Regions from separate parts of the Homo sapiens genome. Here regions 1, 3, 4, 5 and 6 are each linked to region 2. A link is a contact called in ENCODE Hi-C or POLR2A ChIA-PET data. All regions are on one chromosome and are shown on one strand. Each heading gives the region's core, a stretch centred on a gene start or an enhancer-like site at or near the end of the contact. The rest is flanking DNA. Distances are from core to core; before and after follow the strand shown.

Region 1 (3,948 bases), core at 1,103-3,602, 870 kb before region 2:
CCGGGTTCATGCCATTCTCCTGCCTCAGCCTCCGGAGTAGCTGGGACTACAGGCGCCCGCCACCATGCCCGGCTAATTTTTTTGTATTTTTAGTAGAGACGGAGTTTCACCGTGTTAGCCAGGATGGTCTCAATCTCCTGACCTCATGATCCACCCGCCTCGGCCTCTCAAAGTGCTGGGATTACAGGCGTGAGCCACTGCGCCCAGCCTACTCTTGGCAATTTTTTTACAAGGAAATAAAAGAATTTAATTCTCAAGGTTTCTAATTTTTTATTAGAATTTTTTTTCTTTGTTTTTGAGACAGTCTCACTGTGTCGCCCAGGCTAGAGTGCAGTGGCACAATCTCAGATCACTGCAACGTCCACCTCCCAGGTTCAAGAAATTTGCCTGCCTCAGCCTCCTAATTAGCTGTGATTACAGGCGTGCGTCACCATGCTTGGCTAATTTTTTTTGTATTTTTAGTAGAGATGAGGTTTCACCACGTTGGCCAGGCTGGTCTCGAACTCCTGACTTCAAGTGCCTACCTCGGCCTCCCAAAGTGCTGGGATTACAGGTGTGAACCATCGCACCTGGCTGTAAATAAATATCAACTTCAGTATATATTTTTTCATTTCACTATACATTTATAACTGACAGGGTTTTTGATGGTTGATAATTTTTAAAGGTCATAAAACAATTCTAATTTTTCCCATTGATTAAGGTCATTGTGTATGACTTCAGCTTGCACATTTTCACAGTCTTGCATTACTGTGCACAGCGAGGACTGTCTGTACTGCAATCTCAGTCCCCAATCTGGAATTCATATTTAGTTCAGTAGTTAACTTCTTCCTTGCTTGCCACTGTGTGAAATGTTGATTATACATTGATTATACATTGTAAAATGTTGATTATACATTGGCCGGTGTGGTGGCTCATGCCTGTAATCCCAGCACTTTGGGAGGCCGAGGCAGGTGGATCACGAGGTCAGGAGATCCAGACCATCCTGGCTAACATGGTGAAACCCTGTCTGTACTAAAAAAAAAATACAAAAAATTAGCCGGGCATGGTGGCGGGCCCCTGTAGTCCCAGCTACTCGGGAGGCTGAGGCAGGAGAATGGCGTGAAGCCAGGAGGCGGAGCTTGCAGTGAGCCGAGATCGCGCCACTGCCTTCCAGCCTGGGGGTGACAGAGAGAGACTCAGTCTCAAAAAAAAAAAAAAAAAAAAAAAAAAAAAAAAAAGAAACCCCGTCTCTACTGAAAATACAAAAATTAGCAGGGCACAGTGGCAGATGCCTGTAATCCCAGCTACTCAGGAGGCTGAGGCAGGAGGATCGCTTGAACCTAGGAGGCTGAGGTTGCAGTGAGCCCATATTGCGCCATTGCACTCCAGCCTGGGCAACAAGAGCGAAACTCCGTCTCAAAATAAATAAATAAATAAATAAATAAATAAAAACAACCAAAAAAACCCCTATTTTTCTCTAGAGGTAAAGAACGGGGGCTTCAGACTCAGATTAAACTGGGTTTGAATACTGGTTCCGCCACTTACTGATATGTTCAACTGGGCAACTTCTTGCTTAACCTTTAAGTCTCAATTTCCTCACGTGTAATATGGTAATAACAATACCCACTACTGGAATGTTGAAAATGAGAATTGAAAATAATGTCTGTACGTTGCCTGGCACATCACAAACGCTCAGTTGATGGGATTTAGTCATCAGTATTCTGCTTTTAAAAAGGGGGCGTCTGGCTGGGCGCGGTGGCTCACGCCTGTAATCCCAGCACTTTGGGAGGCCGAGGCAGGCGAATCACCTGAGGTCAGGAGTTCGAGACCAGCCTGGTGAAACCCCATCTCTAGTAAGAATACAAAAAAGTTAGCCGGGCGTGCTGGCGGGCGCCTGTAATCCCAGCTACTCGGGAAGCTGAGGCAGGAGAATCGCTTGAACCCGGGAGGCGGAGGTTGCAGTGAGCCAAGATCGGACCATTGCACTCCAGTGTGGGCAACAAGAGCGAAATTCTGTCTCCAAAAAAAAAAAAAATCATAACTGCACAGACAACAACACTGGAACTAATTGGATGTTAAATCAACCCTAACTGGCCAGAAGAAACCAGACCATGGACGGTCAGATCCCTCCCATCCGCCCTCTCGCCCCTTTCACCTTTGCCCCCCTTCTCCTCTTCCGACACAGTCTCAAACCCAAAGTGCGTTTCCGCTGCCCGCTTCTCTTGGGACAAGAGCCGAGCACTTAGTAGGTCCCCGGGCCAAGAGCTACGAAGCCCGAGGAGCTGGCAGCCCCGCATCGCCCGCGACCACCCACGGCCGCAATAGCTCCATAGAGCACAGCTCCCGGGGGCCGCCATCTTGGTAGTCGAGTGACAACGGCCAGAGAGTACGCCTTGTTGCGTCACTCCACGAACGACGGCGGCTGGCCGGCAACATTATTAGCCGAACGCGCCCTGAAATCTGATACACAGTTGTGCCGGCATTATCTCTAGGATCCAAAGGGTGGTCTCTAAGTATCGGAAATCCCTTCCTCTCTCTCTTCTCAAATTGAATTTACAATTCACCAGGAATCAGGGGATCTCAGGGGAGCCCCGGGTCACCTCTTAGCGGCCATGTCTCTGAATCCGGCTAGGCAGAAAAGTACTAACTCGCAAGATATCCAGGAACTCTTGTTGTCTTGTGCAGAAGGGGGAAATTGAGGCATGGTGTGGTTAAAAAGCCAAGATCACGGGCCAATTCCTGCACACTTTGTTGAGCGTAAGAATCACTTGGTTTACGTTTTAAAATGAAGATTCCTGGGTCCCCAACTACCAGAGATTTTGATCTGACCTATATCCCTTTAATCTCTATTTAAACAAATTTCTCTGGCGATTCTGATGCTAAAGATGCAGACCATTCTTGAGAAACATATGTTACACTACTCTGAAAAATAAACATAGGACAGACTTCTTTGTTCTGTCCGTTTTATGAACCTAGGAAGCTCATAAATGGGAACGAAAGCTCTGGTATCCACTTAGCAAGCCAGAACCACCACTCACACTTGGTCTCCTGCTGACACAAAGCTACATTCCTAGCTCCAGGTGGCATGTCATGGGTGTTTTACTTCAGCCCCAGATTTTCAGTCTTTTTTTAATGGCAAGGGTAATGCAGACCGTCTTGTGCAAAATAAAGAACGGACGTTGTTGAGTTTTGCTTGGATTACTGTATGTTTCTGCTTTCATTCCATTTTAAATGTATGTTTCCTGTAAATATTTCACGAGGAGAAAGCGCCAATAGAAGAAACTGTTTTGAAATGAAAATTCTCTTCCTGGTTTAATATAGCCTGACAGATGGACACCTAACCGCTTTCGTTTGGGAAGTACTGCGCTGGGATTTCTGTTTCTTTCTCTTTTATTTTAAGAATGATAGAAGGTCCTCGTTGGTATAGTGATGAGAAAAAAAAAAGGAAGGATACAAGGGCGAAATGATTCATCCATGTATTCATAATTCTCATGTCTTTGTTAAAAGAAATTAAGTGGCTGGGTGCGGTGGCTCACGCCTGTAATCCCAACACTTTGGGAGCCCGAGGTGGGCGGATTGCATGAGGTCAGGAGTTCGAGACCAGCATGGCTAACATGGTGAAACCCCGTCTCTACTAAAATACAAAAATCAGCCAGGCATGGTGGTGCACACCTGTAGTCCCAGCTATTCAGGAGGTTGAAGCAGGAGAATCCCTTCAACCCAGGAGTCACTGGTTGCAGTGAGCTGAGATTGCACCACTGCACTCAAGCCTGGGTGACAGAGCCAGACTCCATCTCAAAAATAAATAAATAAATAAATAAATAAATAAATAAAGTCTCATCAAAGAATCTTATATCTTCCATATCTAGTTATATAAAAGAATGGATCTCAGGATTTAGGGCTGTTCCTTCTGCACATCAGATTAAGTATCCAGACCAACAGTATTTCACTGTTCTCTTATTTCATATG
Region 2 (4,567 bases), core at 625-3,124:
CGCCTGTAGTCCCAGCTACTTGGGAGGCTGAGGCAGGAGAATGGCGTGAACCCAGGAGACGGAGCTTGCAGTGAGCAGAAATCGCGCCATTGCACTCCAGCCTGGGCGACAGAGCGAGACTCCGTCTCAAAAAAAAAAAAATTTTTTTTTTTAAGAATTGTCAGGCATTTTCATAGCAGCTGCATCATTTTACATTCCCACCATTCATGTATGAAGATTCCAAATTCTCCACATCCTCACCATCTATTTTCTTTCTTTTTAATGTTACCCATCCTTGCAGGCGCACAGCGGTATCCATGGATTTGATGTGCATTTCCTTGATAGTTAATGATGTTGAGCATCTTTCATGTGCTTATTAACTCTGGAGGTAGACCTGCCAGGCCTTTTCTAATGAGGGACAACCATGGCTTTGTACCCCAAGAACATTTTTATTGAGTTGCTTTGTGTCTAGATCATTAGGAGAATTAATTAATACTTTCTCTTCCAATGAAGCTCAGCTGCGTCCTACATCGTGAATGAAAGGCTTTCTGTACATTTTTCCAAAAAAAACCTAGGACTATTATGGATAAGAAGTGACATTATCTGAGCAGCACTTGAAGCAAGAGAAATACATACTCTGATGCATTATTTCAGTCTAAGGAAGTGGCCTGCCACGCACTCTCTCTCTCTCCGTGTGTTTTAATCTAATATAGCACAACTTGTCGAAGCAAATCTATAATGTATATAAATAACAGAACAGTCTTAGGTCCTCATGAAGAGCGAACTGACTTTTTTATGTTTAAAATCTTAAATACTGGTTAAGTTAGAGGTGAGATTAAAAAGTGTAGGAAAATCGGCTGGGCCCGGTGGCTAATCTCAGCACTTTGGAAGGCCGAGGTGGGCGGCTCACCTGAGGCCAGGAGTTCTAGACCAGCCTGGCCAACACAGTGAAAACCAGTCTCTACTAAAAATAGAAAAAATTAGCCGGGTGTGGGGCGGGCGCACGAAGTCCCAGCTACTAGGGAGGCTGAGGCAGGAGAATCCTTTGAACCCGGGAGACGGAGGTTGCAGTGAGCCGAGATCACACTATTGCACTCCAGCCTGGGCAAGAGCAAGACCTTGTCAAAAATAAAAAAAAGGTGTAGGAAAATAAACTGTCATCCAGTACAGCTGAAGAAATCGATACCTTAATTTACAACCTCAGTTTCTCTGTCCAAAGGCAATTCCAAGACTCGAGCAAATTCTTTTATTATGCTACGATTTTGGTTATTTTGAATACAGCTTTTCAAAGAGCCCTTGGGATTTGAGAGCCCTTGGTTTTCTAAGTGTTTTCAATAAGTCTTGTTTTTAAAGGCCGCGTCCTAGCGAGTGCAGCTGCCGCTCCTTACCGGACCCACGAGTGAGGAGCCCCGAGGTCATCACCGAGCATGAACGCGGGAACGTCTGGGAAGGAAATCTGAGGCCCTGCTCTGACGGTCATAACAAAGGCCTTCGAGCCAACCGGCGTGTTCAAATTCACCACGGCCCTTCCCGCGCTCCCCTCCCCGGAAACTTGACCACCTAGCCCAGAAAGCCGCAGCAGCTTCCTCAGGGACGCTATCTCCCATTTCAAACACCCAACCGAGAAAGCAGCGCCGCAGCGCGCCTTCCGCCACGCCCAGGTCCGCAGGTCTTCGCTCGGGGCGGAAAAGAATCCTCCCCGCGCACTCCCAGCCAGGAGGAACGCCAGAGGCCCCGCCCAATCCCTGTCGCTTCATTGGCTCTGGTGACCGGCCTCCCGAAAGTCGGCTTCCTATTGGTCGTCGTGGCCGCCGCTCTGCGCTTTTACCGGGGCACGCGGCGAGCGTGACCACGCCCCTTACGTCCGGACGCTCGGTCGCCTCCCGGGGCGCGGTAATCACCGCCCAGAGGGAAGGAGGTCGGCAGTGTGAGGAGCTGCTATGGTGCTGAGTTTCCTGGTAGAGCCGGCCGAGCTGAGGCGGTCGCGGCCATGAAGGTGAGGGGCCGGTGGAGCCGGACAGACCCTCCTCGCCAATCCTATCCTGCCAGGGCACCTGAAGCGCCTCCTTTCTTTCCGCCTTAGCGGTTACCTAGTCGTCATCTCGGAGAGCTGCGCTGAGGGGGGTCGCTTGCCCGGCTTCAGGTGCCCCAACCGAGCCAGGGCAGGCTGCCGGACCCTCTCGAGCTCCTCCAGTGCCACCCCCGTCAGCGACCCGAGCGGTGGGGAGAAGCCGGGCGTCCCTAGCGTTCGCGCCGGGTGGGCCCCTCTCTGCGCCGGGCCCTGTGCGCCTCCTCGGGGGCCTGAGGCAGAGCCGCCAGGGCTCGCCTGAGCCTCGGTCCCTTGGCGCGCGGCGTGCCCTTTCCCGCCCCGAGTCCTTGAACTAACCCAAGTGTTGGGGACATCGTGGGACCGAGGAGAACAGGAGGGGTGCAGGGGGTGGTGAGGCTAGGGCCAGGCTAACGGGTTAAAGAACTCTCAGGGTGGGGATGCCACCCGGAAGGGGTGCTTCGTAGGCTGCACGTCGGGGCCGCGAACTAGAGAAGGCTGGATGTGCCTCCATCGCCACTAGGTAAACGCAGCAAGGAATTTGGCAGCTTGAGTTCTCCAAGGTGGGAGTGAGAGCGTGGGAGCATTACTGATGAGAAGTTGAAGAAAAGGGGAAAGGGGAGCGGGGTTTCCGGCCTACTTCTGAGAGATGATTCTCAACCCGATCACTGAGAGTTCTGAAGAGCTTTGTGAACAGCAGTCAGTTCAGGGTATTGATTCATTTGCCGAACTCAAACCAAGTGGGATGAGTCATAAGGTGATGATAACTTTCAGACCTAGATGGTTTCGTTAATCTCAGTGCAGAGGTGTGCTGGGGGTGGGTAATCTAGCAGGTGAGCTGCTAGATTAACGCTGTCTCCATAAAGCGTCAAAGATTTACTATAGAAGATTGAAAAAGAGTGTCAGCTGGTCACAGAAATTCAGCACATGTTTTGTTGAACGTTTTCTGTGCGTTAGCCAAGAGGGAGACATGGTGAAGAGAAGTAATTCAAAATACAGTCTCATCCCTTAGGAAGGCAGTTTACCATTCAAAAGAAGAGTTATTTGTAAGTAACCATATTACAAGGCAGAAGGCTATAGGTATCAAAAAAAAAAAAAAAAAAAAGGCAGGGACAAAACACAGGAGCCAGAAAGGATACTTCTGGCTACAGAAAGCAAGGAATATTTTTGGAATAGGTAACTTTGGAACTGTGCCTTGAAGTATGAGGATATTGTAAAAGCTTATTTTTAACTTTCCAGTTTAGTTATAAAATATTATTACAGCTTGAAATATCTATTAAAGTATCTAGAAGTAGCTTTATTTCCTGAAAACCACCCTCTGCTGTGTTAAGATCCAAAAACAAAGCAGGGATCTTTATATATAATGCCTCGAAGAATCAGTATCTTTATTAATATTAAATTTGTGGCCCATTAAGGAACTAGCTATCGAAGGAAAGAATTAGAGACAGGTCCAGTGTTGAAATTTTTAAACAAGTTCTTTGAAAACAGACGTGTGTTTTGAATTGAAGTGGAAGGTACTACTTTCTAAGATGAAATTTTAGAAACAAAGTTTGGTGGCAATTGAAATTATAGAAAAGATACGTATTTTCAGAAGCAAAATATGGACCTGAATAGACATCAGCCTGTGCCAGATGACAGTTATAAATGATGCTTTTGTTTTTGTGAAACTGGATTTACACCATTGAGGATTTGGGCTGTTAAATGTTTATTATTTAACTTAATGTTGATTTATATTGAAATTGTTTAATTGTGGGTATGCTCATCTGTAGATTTCTGGGCAGAGACTGATTCCTGATGTCATGGAATGCTAACATGTGAATGTTCATGTAAGGAAATACTTCTTTCTGTGGAATTAAAATTACATTAAAAGCTAAGCAAGTATACCTGGCCGGGTGCAATAGCTCACGCCTATAATCCCAGCACTTTGGGAGGCCAAGGCAGATGGATCACTTGAGGTCAGGAGTTCGAGAACAGCTTGGCCAACATAGCAAAACCCTGTCTCGATTAAAAATTATTTTAAAAAGAAAAAAAGGAAAAAAAAAGTTAAGCAGTTAAAAATAAACAAGAAAAGCTAAGCAATTATATGGATAAGTACATGTTCACTCAAACCTGGAGCAGCTGGTTTTAGTATATGTACGGAATGGGTATTTACTTTCTCCCTTTGGCGTTTTGGTTTGGTTTGGTTTGGTTTGGTTTAGAAACTGATGTTTTGAAATAGGTCTTACCTCTCAGACTCAAGTAACTTTTTAACCTTGCAGTAACATCCAATCAACTTCCTATAAGGGATTAAAAAAAAAAATCCAAATTGGTGCCCTGTGTTAATTTGATTTAATCCTCTTTCCCATTTTTCCTTATTTATATTGATCTCACCATTAATTGTGCTAATCTGGGTTCTTCCAAGCTCAAAATGAGATATCAAGGAGAAAGTAATCTACTGAATGTAATTCCTTTTCCTTTTTTTTTCTCTGAAAGGTGGGGGAGTGGTACTAAGGATCAAGTATACTGTTAAAAGAAAACAAAAACCCAAGCATGAGGAAGGTA
Region 3 (3,973 bases), core at 314-2,813, 590 kb after region 2:
GAGCCACGGTAGCCAACCTTTTAAAATCAGTTGAGGGCACTTAAAAAAATACATCAGTATTTTTACACCTGATTTTTACACCTGGGCCCCAGCCTTGTGCAACAGAACCTAGGGGTGGAGTCTAAGCATGGACAGTTTTTAAAGCCCCAGGCAGCCAGGGCTGAGGACCTTGGCGATGGAGCCTGTTAGTTCGCTTTCCTTGTGTATATCGTCTCTTGAGCATCTCTTCACATGGCCCAGACCTTAATAGACACTGAATAAATATTTGCTGACCCCAGTGACTAAGATTGAAAACCAGAATGCAGAACTGTTCTAGTAATAATTGAGAGACTTGTATTTCATTGGCTTTGCACTAAACCAAATGCTCAGTAACTACTAGTAAATCGAGTAAAATTAACTAGGGCACTAAATGATTATTCTAAGCTTCTTGTGAGTTTCAAGAGAATTCTTTTTGTGGCCTCACTTGTGTCCACATTATTTACTTCATCATTCATTCATTCATCCATTCATCCATCTATCTATCCATTCAGTAAACATTTCTCTGAGCCTCTATAATGTGCCAGGCTCTGAACTAAGCTGCCGGGGAAATAGAGATGAAAGCTCTGGCTACAGCTTAATGGGGAAAACAGATGTGAGCCCAAAGAATTAGAGCGTGCACCGCAGCTGCCACCCATTATTACTCTCTACTGAAAGTCACAAGCTTGGGGCTGATTCATTTTGGCACCAGTATCACCTCCGTGAACCCCTGTGGTCTAAGAGCAGCAGTATTCAAAGTGTGGTCCCCAGACCAACAGGATTGACTTCACGTGACCTAGGGACTTACAAGAAATGCAAATGGTCAGACCCTATCCCAGACTCAGAAACCCCCCAGGTGGGACCAGCAGTCTGTTTGAACAAGACCTCCCGGTCATTGTGAAGCCTGACATGTCAGCGAGCCTTTGCCTTCCAGCCATGTTTCTCAAGCTTGGCTACGCATTCAAATCATTCGAATGAGAAGCTTCCAAAAATTTGGTCCCCAGACCAATTAAATCAGGATCTCAGCTGGTTGTGGTGGCTCATTCCTGTAATCCCAGCAATTTGGGAGGCCGAGGCAGGCAGATCACTTGAAGTCAAGAGTTTGAGACCAGCCTGGCCAACAGTAGGAACCCTGTTGCTACTAAAAATACAAAAATTAGCCAGCTGTGGTGGCGCGCGCCTGTAGTCCCAGCTACTTGGGAGGCTGAGGCAGGAGAATTGGTTGGACTCAGGAGGTGGAGGTTGCTGTGATCCGAGATCACGCCACTGGACTCCTGCCTGGGCGACAGAGTGAGACTATCATCTAAAAAAAAAAATCAGGTTCTCAGGGAATAGGATCTGGGCCTCAGAACTGTTTAAGCTCTCCAGGTGAATGGAATAAAGCCCCGCCTTAGCAGGCGTGAGAATGCCAATCAAAGGCCAGGCTGACTGACAACCACCAGTGCGTCTGGGCCGCTCAGCTAGGACTCCTGCTTCTCTCAAGCCATCTTCACACGGGGGCGTTCAGAACAAGCTCTGCGTTCTATTTCCAGCTCCGAGGTTCCTCTCCCAAGCATGAACTTTGTTCAGACAAGTAGCAGAACCTGCCTTTTCAACGAACACTTGCGAAGTCGGCTCAGGAAGGAAATGTCAGTGATGCCGAAGCTGCCAACTCCGTGCTTGTTGAGTAGTGATTCTTGATCAGTCATACGGGAAGAGAGAGTAAGAGGTGAATCACATGCTGAGTGGTTTGTGCTGTGAATGTTTGCTGAGCTCTTTGGAACTCTCTGGGTATGAGTAACTCAGGCCCTTATGAATTCCTTTTGTCGTCTTAGTCTCCTGTTCTGAACTGAGTTAAATCATATATTACATTGGTAATTTATATATATTTATATATATTATTTCTTTTTTTTTTCTTTTTCAGACAGGGTCTTACTCCTCACTCCTGTTGCCCAGGCTGGAGTGCAGTGGCACAATCACGGCTCAGTGCAGCCTCCACCTCCCGGGCTCAGGTGATCCTCCCATCTCAGCCTCCCAAGTAGCTGGGACTACAGGCACATGCGCCACCACGCCAAGCTAATTTGTTGTCTTTTTTGTAGAGACAGGATTTCACAGCCCAGGCTGTCTCAAGCTCCTAAAACGATCTACCCACTCCAGCCTCCTAAAGTGCTGGGATTACAGGCGTAAGCCACCCCACCCAGCCAAATTATAATTTATCTTATGTTATGATTACATGTATTGTAATTAGCAAGTGCATAGAAAAATATAATCACAAGAGCTCTCCCTCTCCCTCTCCCACTCCCTCTCCCTCTCCGTCTCCCTCTCCCTCTCCCTCTCCCCACGGTCTCCCTCTCATGCGGAGCCGAAGCTGGACTGTACTGCTGCCATCTCGGCTCACTGCAACCTCCCTGCCTGATTCTCCTGCCTCAGCCTGCCGAGTGCCTGCGATTGCAGGCACGCGCCGCCACGCCTGACTGGTTTTGGTGGAGACCGGGTTTCGCTGTGTTGGCCGGGCCGGTCTCCAGCCCCTAACCGCGAGTGATCCGCCAACCTCGGCCTCCCGAGGTGCCGGGATTGCAGACGGAGTCTCGTTCACTCAGTGCTCAATGGTGCCCAGGCTGGAGTGCAGTGGCGTGATCTCGGCTCACTACAACCTACACCTCCCAGCCGCCTGCCTTGGCCTCCCAAAGTGCCGAGATTGCAGCCTCTGCCCGGCCGCCACCCCGTCTGGGAAGTGAGGAGTGTCTCTGCCTGGCCGCCCATCGTCGGGGATGTGAGGAGCCCCTCTGCCTGGCTGCCCAGTCTGGAAAGTGAGGAGCGTCTCCACCCGGCCGCCATCCCATCTAGGAAGTGAGGAGCGCCTCTTCCCAGCCGCCATCACATCTAGGAAGTGAGGAGCGTCTCTGCCCGGCCGCCCATCGTCTGAGATGTGGGGAGCGCCTCTGCCCCGCCGCCCCATCTGGGATGTGAGGAGTGCCTCTGCCCGGCCGAGACCCCGTCTGGGAGGTGAGGAGCGTCTCTGCCCGGCCGCCCCGTCTGAGAAGTGAGGAGACCCTCTGCCTGGCAACCACCCCGTCTGAGAAGTGAGGAGCCCCTCTGCCCGGCCAGCACCCCGTCCGGGAGGGAGGTGGGGGGGTCAGCCCCCCGCCCGGCCAGCCGCCCCGTCCGGGAGGGAGGTGGGGGGGGTCAGCCCCCCCGCCCGGCCAGCCGCCCCGTCCGGGAGGTGAGGGGCGCCTCTGCCCGGCCGCCCCTACTGGGAAGTGAGGAGCCCCTCTGCCCGGCCAGCACCCCGTCCGGGAGGGAGGTGGGGGGGTCAGCCCCCCGCCCGGCCAGCCGCCCCGTCCGGGAGGGAGGTGGGGGGGGGGTCAGCCCCCCCGCCTGGCCAGCCGCCCCATCCGGGAGGTGAGGGGCGCCTCTGCCCGGCGGCCCCTACTGGGAAGTGAGGAGCCCCTCTGCCCGGCCAGCCGCCCCGTCCGGGAGGGAGGTGGGGGGGGTCAGCCCCCCCGCCCGGCCAGCCGCCCCGTCCGGGAGGTGAGGGGCGCCTCTGCCCGGCCGCCCCTACTGGGAAGTGAGGAGCCCCTCTGCCCGGCCAGCCGCCCCGTCCGGGAGGGAGGTGGGGGGGTCAGCCCCCCCGCTCGGCCAGCCGCCCCGTCCGGGAGGGAGGTGGGGGGGGTCAGCCCCCCTGCCCGGCCAGCCGCCCCGTCCGGGAGGTGAGGGGCGCCTCTGCCCGGCCGCCCCTACTGGGAAGTGAGGAGCCCCTCTGCCCGGCCACCACCCCGTCTGGGACGTGTGCCCAACAGCTCATTGAGAACGGGCCAGGATGACAATGGCGGCTTTGTGGAATAGAAAGGCGGGAAAGGTGGGGAAAAGATTGAGAAATCGGATGGTTGCCGTGTCTGTGTAGAAAGAAGTAGACATGGGAGACTTTTCATTTTGTTCTGCACTAAGAAAAATTCCTCTGCCTTGGGATCCTGTTGAT
Region 4 (4,573 bases), core at 408-2,907, 520 kb after region 2:
TAGGAACCCACCAGAGGGCAGCAAGCTCCTTTCACTTCGCTAGTAAGAACCCCTCCGTTTTTGTGTGTTTTTGTTTTTGTTTTCTGGAGACAAGGTCTTGCTTTGTCACCCAGGCTGGAGTGCAGTGTCGTGATCAAGGTTCACTGAAGCCTTGACGCTGTGGGCACTGCCTCAGCCGCCCAAGTATCTGGGACCACAGGCGTGCACCACCATGCATAGCTAATTTATTTTTTGTAGAGACAGGGTCTCCCTGTGTTGACCAGGTTGGTCTCGAACTCCTGGGCTCAAGCAGTCCTCCTGCCTTGGCCTCCTAAAGTGCTGGGATCACAGGCGTGAGCCACTGCGCCCAGCCCACTGCTAGTTTGACTTTTTATAATTGAACCTCCTGGCTATGCCCTGAGATCAGCGCTATTTTGTAAACCGCTGAGGTATGGATAGGAACGAGTAGATCAGACCTCTTGAAAATGCTTATTCTTCCTCCCTTTTATTTTTTGTCTCTTTTAAGATGGTAAAATGGTTCTCAGGGATTCCTGCCAATACTTTGAATTATTTTTTCCTCTCCATGGTATCAGTGTTCATTTCCCCAGTTCTTGCACACCGCTTTCTGTTTTGGCAGTTCTGCCAGGCAAGCCCTGTGTTCCTTGGGACTGGTTTTGCTGTGGTTGGATACAGATACCAGCTTGCCTTGATGGGATTGGTATTGCTGTGTGCTTCCAGCCACAGGTTCTCACACTCAATTCCAAAGCCTTCCTATTGGGCGAATTCCCTCAAACTCTATTTGACCTGACAGCCATACGTATTCCCCTCTGGTAGCCACAGACATGCTGTGTTTACCAATGTTTGCTGTTTAAATTGCATGTTCTAATTCCACGTATTTTCCAGTCTCTTTTATAAAGTCTCAGACTATAATAAACACAGCTTGCCCAGTTTATCCTTTCTTTTTTATTTTAAGATGTATGCATATTAATCAATTTACCATCACTGGGGCATGGCAGTGTGGGCGGGGAGAATTATTCACATTCTCCTAAAATGACAGCAGCAGAGAGCCTTCTGCCTCAGTGGCTCTGGCTGGTTTCCTGCAGGGGTCCCAGTGGAAACCCGTGTGGCCACCTGTTGCCGTCTTCCATGAGATGTTAGTGGAGAGCCACTTTGACGTGGAATGATCCTAATAGATATAGCCAGACCGGTTTTGCGGAAACGCTTTGTGCTGAGAACCGCAAGCTGGTGCACCCTGTGTCATATCTGCCCCCAGCCAGCTGGAATTGTCTGCAACACGCGGTGCCCGGTGAGGAGGCAGGCAGGACGGTTGTGTGCTGCATCCATGAGACCTGGAAATTCAGTTTGCTTTTGGAAAAGAGCATTGTATCCGAGTTCATACTTCTCCACCCCATCTTGCCAAGGTTGCGGAAAGTAAAAATTGGCAGTATTGGCCGCTGCAGCTTCTTAGGGGACGGGACCATGTGAAAAGGTGGGATCGTGCGAGCGGAGGAAGGACAGAAAAGCGAGGAAAGTCTATGCCGCCAGCGACCGGCAGGAGGCACGTCGGGCACGCTCGTCACCGTTTCCTGGCACGTGACCACCGCCCTGCCCTGTCGCTTTAGGGCCTGTCGCTTCCGGCGGTGGCGGTTGCCATGGGGACGGAGCTTGGGTGGCAACCAGAACTAGGGAGCTGGTGGAGAAGGTGGCGGCCGCTGGAAGGAGGCCCGGGAGGTGGCTGAGGGGTCCAGGCGGCGGGACGACTCTGGCCTTTTGAAGACCGGGGTGGGTGCTCTCTGTAAGTCCGGGGCGGAGGCCACGCGGCCCTGGCGAGGGGGCCCCCGACCTGGCGGGGTCTGGTGCCCCTTGGGGGGCGCTCACCCGACCTGGCCCTTGTGGGGCCTGGGGCGGCCCCAGGGAGACCTGAGTTGGAGGCAGAGGCCGCACCTGGGCTTTAATCCCCTCGCAGAGCCACGCACCTGGCACCCCTGCCCCAAACCCCTGCGGCTCGAACCCGGCTGTCCAGACGCGCCGGCGAAGTTGGGCTCAGTCAAAAGAGGCTCGGTGGTGAGAGCCCTAGACTTGATTCAGAGCAGTGATTTTTCAGCTGGAGAAACTAAGTGCCAGAGAAATCTCGTTCTTACTAGCGGTGTCATCTTGAATAAGTCACTTCACCTCTCAGAGCCTCAAACTCATTTATCCATTCATTATTTATTTATTATTATTATTATTATTTTTTTTTTACCAGAGATGAATTTGAGGAGCTGATACATTTAGTGCTGAGAAAGAAATTAAGAAATAGAAATACCTTTTCTACTCTGTACTCTCTGGGACTTTATTTTCAAAGTGTTGAGTTCTCTTATTCTAATGTCACTGAAAATGTAGGGATTTTTTTTGTTCGGGGTCCAACTCTTTAGGGATAAAGTATCCATCCTTATTGTTTTCCTAGTTCAAACTCTTGTTTGTTGTAAGGAATAAATGGAGAATATGCCAGAAGGCTTTCAAACTGTTCATTTCTTTGCACATTAGGGTTGCTTTTCTCTCAAATAATAACAACTGCTACCATTTTTTCAAGCTGTATGTGCCAGAATTGTGATGAGCATTTTATATATGTTATCACTTCTCTACAACAACCCTAGAATTTAGGATTATTCTTTTCATTTTGCCCATGAGAAAATGCAGACTCTGAGGGGTAAAGTGACTTGCCCAAGGTCACAGAGCAAGTACGTGGTGGAAATGGGATTCAATGCTAGGACAAGCTGACAGCAAGGCCCTTGCTTTTAACCACTAGGCTACCCTGCTTCTTCTCGTATTCCTGTTTCTAGAATTGTTGCTAATATGTGGGTTATGCATTTTGCTGCCTGTGGGAATATAAATATATTTTAAATGAGTAAAAAGGCTACAAGGTGTTTATTCCCAGAAAGTTGACAGGCCCTGGATCAGTATTTTTAAGATCTGGGCCACAAATACATATACTTTAAGATTTCCCAGCTGCGCGTGATGGCTCACGCCTGTAATCCCAGCACTTTGGGAAGCCAAGGCGGGCGGATCACTTGAGGTCAGGAGTTTAAGACCAGACTGGCCAAAATGGTGAAACCCTGCCTCCATTGAAAAAATACAAAAATTAGCTGGGTGTGGTGGCAGACGCCTGTAATCCCAGCTGCTCGGGAGGCTGAGGCAGGAGAATAGCTTGAACCCTGGAGGCAGTAATTGCAGTGAGCCAAGATCGTGCCACTGCACTCCAGCCTGGGCAACAAGAACAAAACTCTGTCTCAAGAGAAAAAAAAAAAAAAGGTTTCCCACAAATGTGACTTTTTTTTTTTTTTTTTTTTTTTGAGAGAGGGTCTCGCTCTGTTGCCCAGGCTGGACTGCAGTGGCATGATCTTGGCTCGCTGCAACCTCCGCCTCCCAGATTCAAGCTATTCTCCTGCCTCGGCCTTCTGAGTAGCTCAGATTACAGGCACCACCACCACACCAGGCTTTTTGTATTTTTTTTTTTTTTTTGAGACGGAGTCTCGCTGTGTTGCCCAGGCTGGAGTGCAGTGGCACGATCTCGGCTCACTGCAAGCTCCGCCTCCCGGGTTCACACCATTCTCCTGCCTCAGCCTCCCGAGTAGCTGGGACTACAGGCGCCCACCGCCAAGCCCGGCTAATTTTTTGTATTTTTAGTAGAGACGGGGTTTCACCGTGTTAGCCAGGATGGTCTCGATCTCCTGACCTCGTGATCCACCCGCGTCAGCCTCCCAAAGTGCTGGGATTACAGGCGTGAGCCACCACGCCCGGCCAACTTTTTGTATTTTTAGTAGAGATGGGGTTTCACCATGTTGGCCAGGCTGGTCTCAAACTCCTGACCTCAACTGATCCTCCCGCCTCAGCCTCCCAAAGTGTTGGGATTACAGGCGTGAGCCACTGTGCCTGGCCAGAAATATGACATTCTTTTTTTGTTTTTATTTTTGAGACAGAACTTTGCTCTTGTTACCCAGGCTGGAGTGCAATGGTATGATCTTGGCTCACTGCAACCTCTGCCTCCCAGGTTCAAGCGATTCTCCTGCCTCAGCCTCCCAAGTAGCTGGGATTACAGGCGCCTGCCACCACACCCAGCTAATTTTTGTATTTTTAGTAGAAACGGGGTTTCATCATGTTGGCCAGGCTGGTCTCAAACTCCTGACCTCAGGTGATCCATCTGCATTGGCCTCCCATAGTGCTGGGATTACAGGCATGAGCCACCGTGCCTGGTCAGAAACATGACATTCTTTTTATTCCTATGGAAAGGGAACAGAGCCATTTATGCACATTTCATCAGTAGGTTAGTGCACTAGGAGATGGAAATGGGAAGCTGAGGGCCAGCTGGTTATTATGGTCAAAATCTCTCTAGAGGAAACTCTACAGAGAAGAATGTCAGATGCAGCAGAAGCTCCCCGAGAAGCAACAGGAGAAAATGGAGAAACAGAAATGAAAGAAGAGGAGGAACCTAATCCAAATTATAAAGAAGTAGAAGATCCACAACAGGAATCAAAAGATGACACAATAGCATGGAGAGAGTCTCAGGAGGAGGAGAGGAAAACGGGCGAGGAGGAAGGGGAGGAGGAGGGGAAGG
Region 5 (4,561 bases), core at 89-2,588, 930 kb before region 2:
CCCAGTTCCGGTTTTGAGGCAAATGAGGAGATACTAGGGATGAGCTGTCAGAGTCGACTCTTCAGCCATCAACGCCTCGCGGTGCTTCCTGCCTGCCCTTCCTCAGATGCTCCCCTTGCCCTATCAATACGTCCACCCCAGGTAGGTCGGACACCCTACGAACATTCCGCGTTCCCCGGGAGCAAATGATGCTAGGAAAACAGGGTGCGGGCTCTTATTTGGCCGGAGTGGAGTGACCAGGTCAGCGCCGCAGCTGCTAACCACCACCAACCACAGTTTTGAAAGTTCCTGGGCTTTTTCCGGCCTGAGGGCCGACGCTGTTTGCAAAATCACAAGCACTCCTTAGAGCGGGGTTAGGAATCTAGAGTTTCCAAATCCCTGGAACCTTTAGCATCTCGCCAAGCCTCCCTCATCAAAGGAGGGAAGTGAAATCAGAGCCCCACTCCGGCTGTTTTAGAAGTTTTCCCGAATCCGTGATCCCTTTACAAAGCCCGGGCCCTGGCCTGCGGGGCGGGGCGCGCGAACGGCGAGCTATTCCACCAGAGATCCCTCCACGACCTCCAGCGGCATCCGCGACCCTGCAGCTTGCTCTCCAGCCACGGCGAGCACGGGCCGGGGGAGAGGCGAGCGGGAAGGGCGAACGGCGACCCCCGCGCTGCCCCGCGGCCGCTTCCCCCTACGGTGCTGCCCCAGGCAGGAGGCGGACAAGGCTCATTTGGACCCCCCGAGGCCGGTGCAGGCGGGCTTGGGCCCTCCAAAGGCTCAGCTTTTGGGTTTCTAAGTAAAATATTGGAATAATAAAAATAAAGGAAGTGACGACGGCGCGAAGGACGGCCCGGGCCTGCGAGGAGAGGCTGCCTCATCCTCCACCCGTGAGGGGGCGCCGTGAGGGGTCTGCGCGGAGGCGGGGGGAGGGGAGGCCGGGGGGAGGGGAGCCCTGGGGGAGGGGACAGCAGGGAAGGCGGGGGCCTCAGGCACCGAGGAGGAGAGGGCAGGGGCGCGGGGGCCTCACCGGGGGTCCTCGAAGCGCACGAAGGCGAAGGGCACGAGGCCGTGCCGGTTCTTGAGCTCGATCTCGCGGATGCGGCCGTACTTGTAGAACAGGTCCTCCAAGTCCTTCTCGCGCACGTCGGTCGGAAGGTTCCCCACGTAGATGCGCCCGTCGCCCTCGCCGCCGCGCTCGTCCGCCCAGCCCGACATCCGCACCGCCCGACGCCGCGGGCCCGCCGCAGCCCACGTCGCCGCCGCCGCCTCAGCACGGGTCCCCCCGCAGCGTCCCCGCGGGCTCCGAGGCGCTCAGCCGCACTGCATTGTGGGAACGCGGAGCGGAAGCGAAGGGGTCGGCGGAGGCAAAAGGAGTCCTCTTAAAGAGAACGCGGCTGCGACCATTGCGCGTGCGCGCAGGCCGGCGCCCCCTGGAGGTGCGAAGGGCCTTCGGGCGCTGACAGGGAGAGCCTGGGGCCGGGCCGTGTGGATGCCATCCCCGAGCGCGGTTCGCGCTCGGCTGAGGCGCTGGACAAGTGGCTTGGGCTCCCGCGCCTCAGTTTCTCTCTGTGGCGCCGCCTACCTCACAGACTTGTGAGCACTCACTGACGTGGGTAGCGCCCAGGGCCTGCGGGGCGCAGGAGAGCTGGAGTCAGGCGGAGACCGCAGGCTGACCCCGCAGCGGCCGGGCTGTCGCGGCCCCCACCTCAGGTCAGTAGGCCCCCGGGCCACCCTGTCCCCATTTTACAGTTGCTCAGAACTGACGGTGTCAGCATGAGATGGACTCCATAGCTTGGCCTTGAGTTTGTCGGAGTCGAGGGAGTAAGACTCTTAATGAGTATCACAGCGATCACTATAGAGTGCATCCGACTTGTGCTTTTCATCCTCTCCCGGGCAGAGTCTGAGGCCACAGAGGGGTCAGGAATGGAACCCAGAGCCATGCTCCCATCCTAAGTACTGAGTCCTTATGGAGCTCAGGTAGACACCCACCTTGGCACTTACTTTTCCACATTCACATCCCAGAACGCGGAGCATTGAACCCAGGGACCTTACAGTGAGGCCTTGCACCAGAAGACTTTTTGTTTGTTTTTGATACAGGGTCTTATTCTGTTGCTCAGGCTGGAGTGCAATGGCGCGAACACGGCTCACTGCAGTCTCGATCTCGCTGGACTCAGGTGATCCTCCCACCTCGGGGCGCCGTGAGGGGTCTGCGCTGCGTCCAGCTAGTTTATTTTCTATTTTTTTTGTAGAGAGGCTGGTCTCGAACTCCTGGGCTCAACCGATCCTCCAGCCTTGGCCTCCCAAAGTGTTGGATTACCGGCTTGAGCCCGGCGCCCGGCTGGAATACTCCTAACCTAAAGATTGTTCAGGCTGGGTGCGGTGGCTCACGCCTGTAATCCCAACACTTTGAGAGGCCAAGGCGGGAGGATCACTTGAGGTCAGTAGTTCGAGACTAGCCTGGGCAACATGGGGAAACCCCGTTTCTACTAAAAATACAAAAATTAGCTGGGCGTGGTGGCGTGTTCCTATAATCCCAGTTACGCGGGAGGCTGAGGCAGGAGAATTGCTTGAGCCCGGGAGGCGAAGGTTGCAGTGAGCCGAGATCATGCCACTGCACTTCAGCCTGGGTGACAGAGTGAGACTGTCTCAAAAATAAATAAAGATTTTTCATATTAAAAATGAAACCTGGCTGGGCGTGGTGGCTCATGCCTGTAATCCCAGCACTTTAGGAGGCTGAGGTGGGTGGATCACTTGAGGCCAGGAGTTCAAGACCAGCCTGGCCAACATGGCAAGACCCGCCCCCCTACTAAAAATACAAAAAAAAAAAAAAATTAGCCAAGCTTGGTGGCACGCCTGTAGTCCCAGCTGCTTGGGAGGATGAGGCACGAGAATCGCTTGAATCTGGGAGGCAGAGGTTGCAGTGAGCCGAGATTGTGCCACTGCACTCCTCCAGCCTGGGTGACAGAGGGAGACTCTGTCTCAAAAACAAGACAAAACAAAAACAAACAAAAAAAGGGACTAAAACCACACATTTAATCAGAAGGTAGTTGATTTCTCATTATACCATCTGAGCATTTTAAAATCAAAACAAACCAAAGACTAGACACCCACATATACTACTGAGTGTATATCTTTTTTGGAATACAAGTTGATAGTATACATCAGGCTTTCATAATATACATATACCCTTCGATCTTGTAATTCTGCTTGTAGGATTTTTTGTTTGTTTGTTTTGAGACGGAGTCTTACACTGTCACCCAGGCTGCAGTGCAGTGGCGTGATCTCGGCTCACTGCAAGCTCCGCCTCCCAGGTTCATGCCATTCTCCCGCCTCAGCCTCCTGAGTAGCTGGGACTACAGGTGCCTGCCACCACGCCCGGCTGATTTTTTTATATTTTTAGTAGAGACAGGGTTTCACCGTGTTAGCCAGGATGATCTCAATCTCCTGACCTCGTGATCCGCCTGCCTCAGCCTCCCAAAGTGCTGGGAATACAGGCGTGAGCCACCGCGCCCAGCTGCTTGTAGGATTTTTATCAGACGGAAATAAGCAAGAGATTCTCATAATAAATTACATGTGTATATTTATCATTGCATTCTGTGCAATTAAAAAAATTAAACTTGATAATAAGGGAGTGGCTCAACACATTAACTTTGAATGTTACACAATTATTAAGTCATGTTTTTAATATGACAGAGATATTAAAGTCACAGTAATTTACAGTTAAAGTGAATTGAAAGTGGTGTTTAATGTATACACATATATAGTGTATTTGCTGCTTGTAACAAAAAAAAAATAGAAAAAGCTTTCCAAATGTTGTGGTTGTGGAGATATCTCTTGATGGCAGTGATTTCTATGTTTTTATTTATGCTTTTCTGTATTTCTCAAATTGTAATTAGCATGCACTACTTTTATAATTGGAATAAAACATAATAAATGATTCCTAAAATAAAACCATTATAACTATCTGTTGTATTCTGGATTATGTAAAGCATCTAGCTGTTCTCTAGACAAGCAGGAAAGAGCCCTGGCCAAATATGATCTCGAGTCTAAGTGTGCAGCCTTATAGGAGCTTACATATCCTATAGGCATCCGAAAGTCCAGATGCCTTCTCATTTTGGGTGGTGTGCTTAGGTGTATTAATACCATTCTCTGAGTCCTACCACTCCTATGTGATTGTTGCCTGGAAAGACAAAAAAGGAAAAAAAAGTGCTGTTGGAGACAATTGGGCAGTCTCCTAGGGAGAGAGAAATAGAGTCAGCTAAGTGACTCAATAGGACTGTAGGTGGAAAACTGCTTGCAAATAATAATAATTCAGCTTTAATTGTGCAATGTCCTGCAGCATACAATCTCCAAAGGAGTTCAGTTACCCAGCAGAAAATGTAGGGATGTGGTTAGTACAGGCTTCTTGGATTAGATAGAGCACAGCTAAATCCTTAGGAGGCATTTATGATCATCCATGAAACCCCCTTTATTCCTGTACTGACCTTTGCAGTTAGAACACAAATGAGACCACAATTATGACTTCATGTTCAAAGGGTTCATAGGTTCCATTCTCTGCTAAGGCCAGAGACTCTAG
Region 6 (4,180 bases), core at 531-3,030, 510 kb before region 2:
TTGGGATTTCTGGGTTTCAACAACTTGTATAATTTAAAAAAAAAAAAAAACCAACTGTCACAATATATGGATTTTTTTTAAACCTGAAAGATATGCAACAAATTTAATGAAAGATCTCTCTGTGTTGGTAGAATTGTGGGTAGTTTTTCTATTCTTTTTGTGTTTATCTACACTTTTCAATATTTTCACCAATAAAATATGGTATTACAGTTTCATAATTCCTTATCTGACACCCTTATGGCTGGAGATGTTTCAAAATTATGGCTAGAGTTTTTTTGGGTTTTTTTTTTGGGTTTTTTTTTTTTTTTGGCTTTCAGAAAGGTAACAATGGTGTGTGAAGTGGGTGACAAGTCACACCTATTCAATAAATAGATACTAGAAATAACTTCAGTTAAGGTCTTGTTTTGTTACCAAAGAGGTCTAAACCAGATTTTATCCCCTAAAGGAATGGCATTATTTAGTGTAAGTAAGGCTTCCAATTCCGCCCCTACTGGTCCAACTAATTTGGAGCTTAATCACTGCAGACTGCACTCAGTTGGGAACAAACAAAAAAACCCTTATATTAATACTTTGTAATACCAACAAATCAAAGCATTTCAAACTCAACTAAAAGACATTTCTTTCTTAGTAAGGCTAAGGCTTTCAGACACATTTCAAAAATGAAGCTAATGAACAAGTGTCAAAGTATAAAATATTTGGAAATTATCAAAATAATAATGTATACAAAAACTCAACAGAACCACCAAATAAACTGATTAAAAAGATAGTACCACTTACGGTGTTCTTTAATTCCATAATTGTGCACGGGACCTACAACACATAAGTATTTCACATGGCCTTCAAATTCAAACAAATCAGTGAACTCACAAATGGGCCCTGGGTCCATATTATCACAAATGCCAGGGTATAGCATGTAAATTAAGTCATGATCGTTGTTCTCTTGGTCAGAATACCATTTATGGACTCCAACTCAAAAGCATGTGAGTACCACTTAGAATAACTACATGTCCTTAAGGCATCTAATAGTCAGTAATAATGCAATGGTCAAATCCTGTTAAAGTATTTGTATCTAAACATGCAAGTGCCCATAAAAAGTTGTTTTTTTAATCCTCTGTCACTGGAGCACTGATCAGCTATCCCTATCTTCAACCATCCTTGAGGCAATGACCTACAACTATGGTTACTAAGGGATCACAACTCAATTGCCTCCAGGAGCTAGGTAAACAGCATAAATGAGTGAGGTAGAGATTCAGTGTACAGTAAACAGAAAGTGATGGGGACTCAGCCAAATTAGAAAATGTAAGCTGTGAGTAAAGTCATTCAAACATTAAAACTTTTTTTTTTTTTTTTTTTTTTGAGACAGAGTTTTGCTCTTGTTGCCCAGGCTGGAGTGCAATGGCGCGATTTCAGCTCACCGCAACCTCCACCTCCTGGGTTCAAGCAATTCTCCTGCCTCACACTCCTGAGTAGCTGGGATTACAGGCATGTGCCACCATGCCCAGCTAATTTTGTATTTTTAACCTGTCCATGTTGGTCAGGCTGGTCTCGAACTCATGACCTCAGGTGATCTGCCTGTCTCAGCCTCCCCAAGTGCTGGGATTACAGGCGTGAGCCACCACGCCCGGCCAAAAAAAAAAAAAATTTTTTTTTCCAAATTCAGTCCTTCTAGTAATCAACTGACTGACTAGGAGACACAATCTATACAACAGCCCACTCTGAAATCTCCTTGTCTCTAAATTGTCTTAATTACATCTGCTGGCATTTGACACCCAGTCTCTAACACTATAAACTTCTGATGAAAAAGGATGTGGTTTATTCTATTTTAGTTACTATAGCAGAGCCCCAAAAGGCATAAAGTCATTCATTAAACACAGAGATCAAATTCACAACCTTACTCTGTCTAACCAAGTGAGCTGTGTGGTTAGGCAGTACAAGTGGTATATAACTGATACACAACAGGCCAAAGCAGACCTTGAACACCTATAACCATCAGAACAAGGACCAAACGATAACAGTTCCAACAGATTTACTTGCTGAGAACTATAGAATCTGGTACATCTCTAATGAGGAGGGAGGCAATTTTCTTCCTCCTGTGAATTTAACTGCTCGCAACCAAAAATCTGAGCTATGAGGAGCTTCCTCTCTGAAACCCTCTAAACACCCTCTTCCCCACTGAAAGAAAACCCGGCAGTAACAATATAAAACTAAAGAACTAGAAATACAGACTGATCACACACTCATCTGTTTTTCCTAAAGACACACAGATCATACATGTGAGCAAAAATCTAGATCATAAGTATTTACCACCTCTGGAACCGCACTGTTCAATATGGGAGCTGCTAGCCACATGTAGCTACTGAGCACTTGAAATGTGGCTAGTCTGAATTGAGAAGATCTTGTACTAAAAAAAGTTAAAATGTCTCATTAATTTGTATATTGATTACATACCATCAGTGATATAATAATTTTTTTTTTTTTGAGACAGAATTACCCTGTCACCCAGGCTGGAATGCAGTGGCACGATCTCGGCTCACTGCAACCTCTGCCTCCCAGGTTCAAGCAATTCTTGTGCCTCAGCCTCCCACCATCACGCCCGGCTAATTTTTGTATTTTTAGTAGAGATGGGGTTTCACCATACTGGCCAGGCTGGTCTCGAACTCCTGACCTCATGATCCACCCATCTCGGCCTCTCAAAGTGCTGGGATTACAGGCGTGAAATAAGTATTTTTATGTAAATTAGTATCACCTTTTTAAAAAAACTTTTTAATGTGGCTACCAGAAAACTTTACATTACATATATACCATATATTATACTTCTATTGGGCAGTGCAGCTCTAGAAAAGGTAGTATTTTACAACTAACTCCTCCAGTGATTATCCTCCTGGCAAAGAACTGACACATCAAGGCACCCCTCACCGCCACTTCCACCCACCAAACCTTCAGTCATGAAACCACTCCTAGTCCCAAGCTTACTGATGATGCAGCAGGTTGCCAGAGTAATTCGGTTAATCACTTAACCAAAGGGAAGAAACTAGTTTAACAATTATCTGAGGCTAATTTCTTTCTAAATTATTCCAGCACGCAAAAGAAATAAGAAGTAGCCTGAAGAAAAATCTGTGAACCAAAGGTGTACTAAATTTTTGTTCTTGACACAAGATTTTTAGTTGACTAAAACAGAGGTTCAACTTTGGTAGTACACTTCTAAAAACAATCAGACCTAACATTTTAAACTACTGCTTTTTTCCTCTACAAACCCTTAATTAAATATAAACACTACACAAATAAAACCACAATGAGATATGACTTTACACTCACTAGGATAGCTATAATTTAAAAGACAATAACAAGTGTTGGTGAAGACGTGGAGAAATTAGAATCTCACACATTGCTGGTGGTAATGTAAAATGGTGCAGCCGTTTTGGAAAGCTGTTTGGCAGTTTATCAAAATGTTAAAAACAGAAACTATGAGCCAGCAACTTTACTCCAAAGTATTCACCCAAGAGAAATAAAAACATACATCTGCACAAAAACTTGTATACAAATGTTCATCGCATAACTATTACTATTTTTGGTTTTTTTAGACAGAGTCTTGCTCTGTTGCCCAGGCTGGAGTGCAGTGGCACCATCTCTGCTCACTGCAACCTCTGCCTCTTGCGTTCAAGTGATTCTCCTACCTCAGCCTCCTGAGTAGCTGGGATTACAGGCGTCCACCACCACGCCCAGCTAATTTTCGTATTTTTAGTAGAGACAGGGTTTCACCACGTTGGCCAGGCTGGTCTCGAACTCCTAATCTCAGGTGATCCACCTGCCTCAGCCTTTCAAAGTGCTGGGATTACAGGCATGAGCCACCACACCTGGCCCCACATTATTCATAGCAGCCAAAATGCGGAAACTACCCAAATGCCTGTCAACTAATGAGTGCATAAGCTGAATGTGGTATAAAAAAGGAAAATTATTTGGCAATAAAGAGAATGAAGCATTGACACATGCTACAACATGGATGAGCCTTAAAAACACTGTGCTAAGTGCAAGCAGCCAGAAACAAAACAAAAGCTATGTATCATTCGATTAACAGAAAAAGAACAAATCCGTAGAGGCCAAAAGCAGACTAGTGGCTGCCAAGGGCTGGGGAGAAGGGTAATGAGCAGTAACTGCTAATATGTACAGTTTCTTTTGGGAT

Evidence for each region. Hi-C counts contacts between places; a loop is a spot of excess contacts on that map. ChIA-PET counts read pairs that join two places held with the same protein, here RNA polymerase II (POLR2A). Pooled maps may share reads with other maps.
Region 1: a loop to region 2 is called in a map of gastrocnemius medialis, with 2.8 times the contacts of the local background. The contact joins the promoter of COQ5 here to the promoter of RNF34 in region 2. A Hi-C loop is called at or near these places in 1 of 168 maps with a recorded cell type or tissue (gastrocnemius medialis) and 7 of 50 pooled maps. POLR2A ChIA-PET finds 5 or more read pairs at or near these places in 2 of 52 experiments (activated CD4-positive, alpha-beta T cell and activated naive CD4-positive, alpha-beta T cell).
Region 3: a pooled map shows a loop between it and region 2 (6-fold over the local background). The contact joins the enhancer-like site here to the promoter of RNF34 in region 2. A Hi-C loop is called at or near these places in 2 of 37 single-sample maps with no recorded cell type and 5 of 50 pooled maps. POLR2A ChIA-PET finds 5 or more read pairs at or near these places in 1 of 52 experiments (activated T-cell).
Region 4: a loop to region 2 is called in a pooled map, with 6 times the contacts of the local background. The contact joins the promoter of CFAP251 here to the promoter of RNF34 in region 2. A Hi-C loop is called at or near these places in 5 of 50 pooled maps. POLR2A ChIA-PET finds 5 or more read pairs at or near these places in 2 of 52 experiments (T-cell and WTC11).
Region 5: a loop to region 2 is called in a pooled map, with 7 times the contacts of the local background. The contact joins the promoter of SRSF9 here to the promoter of RNF34 in region 2. A Hi-C loop is called at or near these places in 6 of 50 pooled maps. POLR2A ChIA-PET finds 5 or more read pairs at or near these places in 2 of 52 experiments (GM12878 and activated CD8-positive, alpha-beta memory T cell).
Region 6: a loop to region 2 is called in a pooled map, with 3 times the contacts of the local background. The contact joins the enhancer-like site here to the promoter of RNF34 in region 2. A Hi-C loop is called at or near these places in 1 of 50 pooled maps. POLR2A ChIA-PET finds 5 or more read pairs at or near these places in 3 of 52 experiments (T-cell and activated CD4-positive, alpha-beta T cell).

The regions. Positions count from the first base shown.
Region 1 is chr12:120,526,806-120,530,753 of GRCh38, forward strand. COQ5 (coenzyme Q5, methyltransferase) reads right to left here and starts at 2,353. Exons shown (of 7, transcript NM_032314.4): 1 at 2,135-2,353. The coding sequence starts at 2,336. RefSeq lists enhancers at 1,343-2,113, 2,114-2,883, 2,230-2,689.
Region 2 is chr12:121,398,244-121,402,810 of GRCh38, forward strand. It overlaps RNF34 (ring finger protein 34), which reads left to right and starts at 1,875. Exons shown (of 6, transcript NM_025126.4): 1 at 1,875-1,975. The coding sequence starts at 1,970. RefSeq lists enhancers at 1,418-1,497, 1,983-2,514, 2,515-3,046.
Region 3 is chr12:121,990,673-121,994,645 of GRCh38, forward strand. The region is part of intron 19 of CFAP251 (cilia and flagella associated protein 251); the gene reads left to right. Among named protein-coding and RNA genes, the nearest start is that of BCL7A, 29 kb to the right of the region's middle. RefSeq lists enhancers at 363-412, 1,495-1,594. Within about 2 kb of position 1,564, at least 13 of the 41 ENCODE cell types and tissues checked have a DNase peak (open chromatin) inside an H3K27ac peak, as active enhancers do.
Region 4 is chr12:121,916,935-121,921,507 of GRCh38, forward strand. It overlaps CFAP251 (cilia and flagella associated protein 251), which reads left to right and starts at 1,658. Exons shown (of 22, transcript NM_144668.6): 1 at 1,658-1,761; 2 at 4,352-4,573. The coding sequence starts at 4,372. PSMD9 (proteasome 26S subunit, non-ATPase 9) reads left to right here. Exons shown (of 6, transcript NM_002813.7): 6 at 1-1,363. RefSeq lists a silencer at 1,787-1,936.
Region 5 is chr12:120,468,410-120,472,970 of GRCh38, forward strand. SRSF9 (serine and arginine rich splicing factor 9) reads right to left here and starts at 1,339. Exons shown (of 4, transcript NM_003769.3): 1 at 1,013-1,339. The coding sequence starts at 1,200. It also overlaps a transcript of DYNLL1 not described here. RefSeq lists silencers at 578-747, 998-1,297.
Region 6 is chr12:120,884,516-120,888,695 of GRCh38, forward strand. The region is part of intron 1 of SPPL3 (signal peptide peptidase like 3); the gene reads right to left. Among named protein-coding and RNA genes, the nearest start is that of SPPL3, 18 kb to the right of the region's middle. Within about 2 kb of position 1,781, at least 5 of the 41 ENCODE cell types and tissues checked have a DNase peak (open chromatin) inside an H3K27ac peak, as active enhancers do.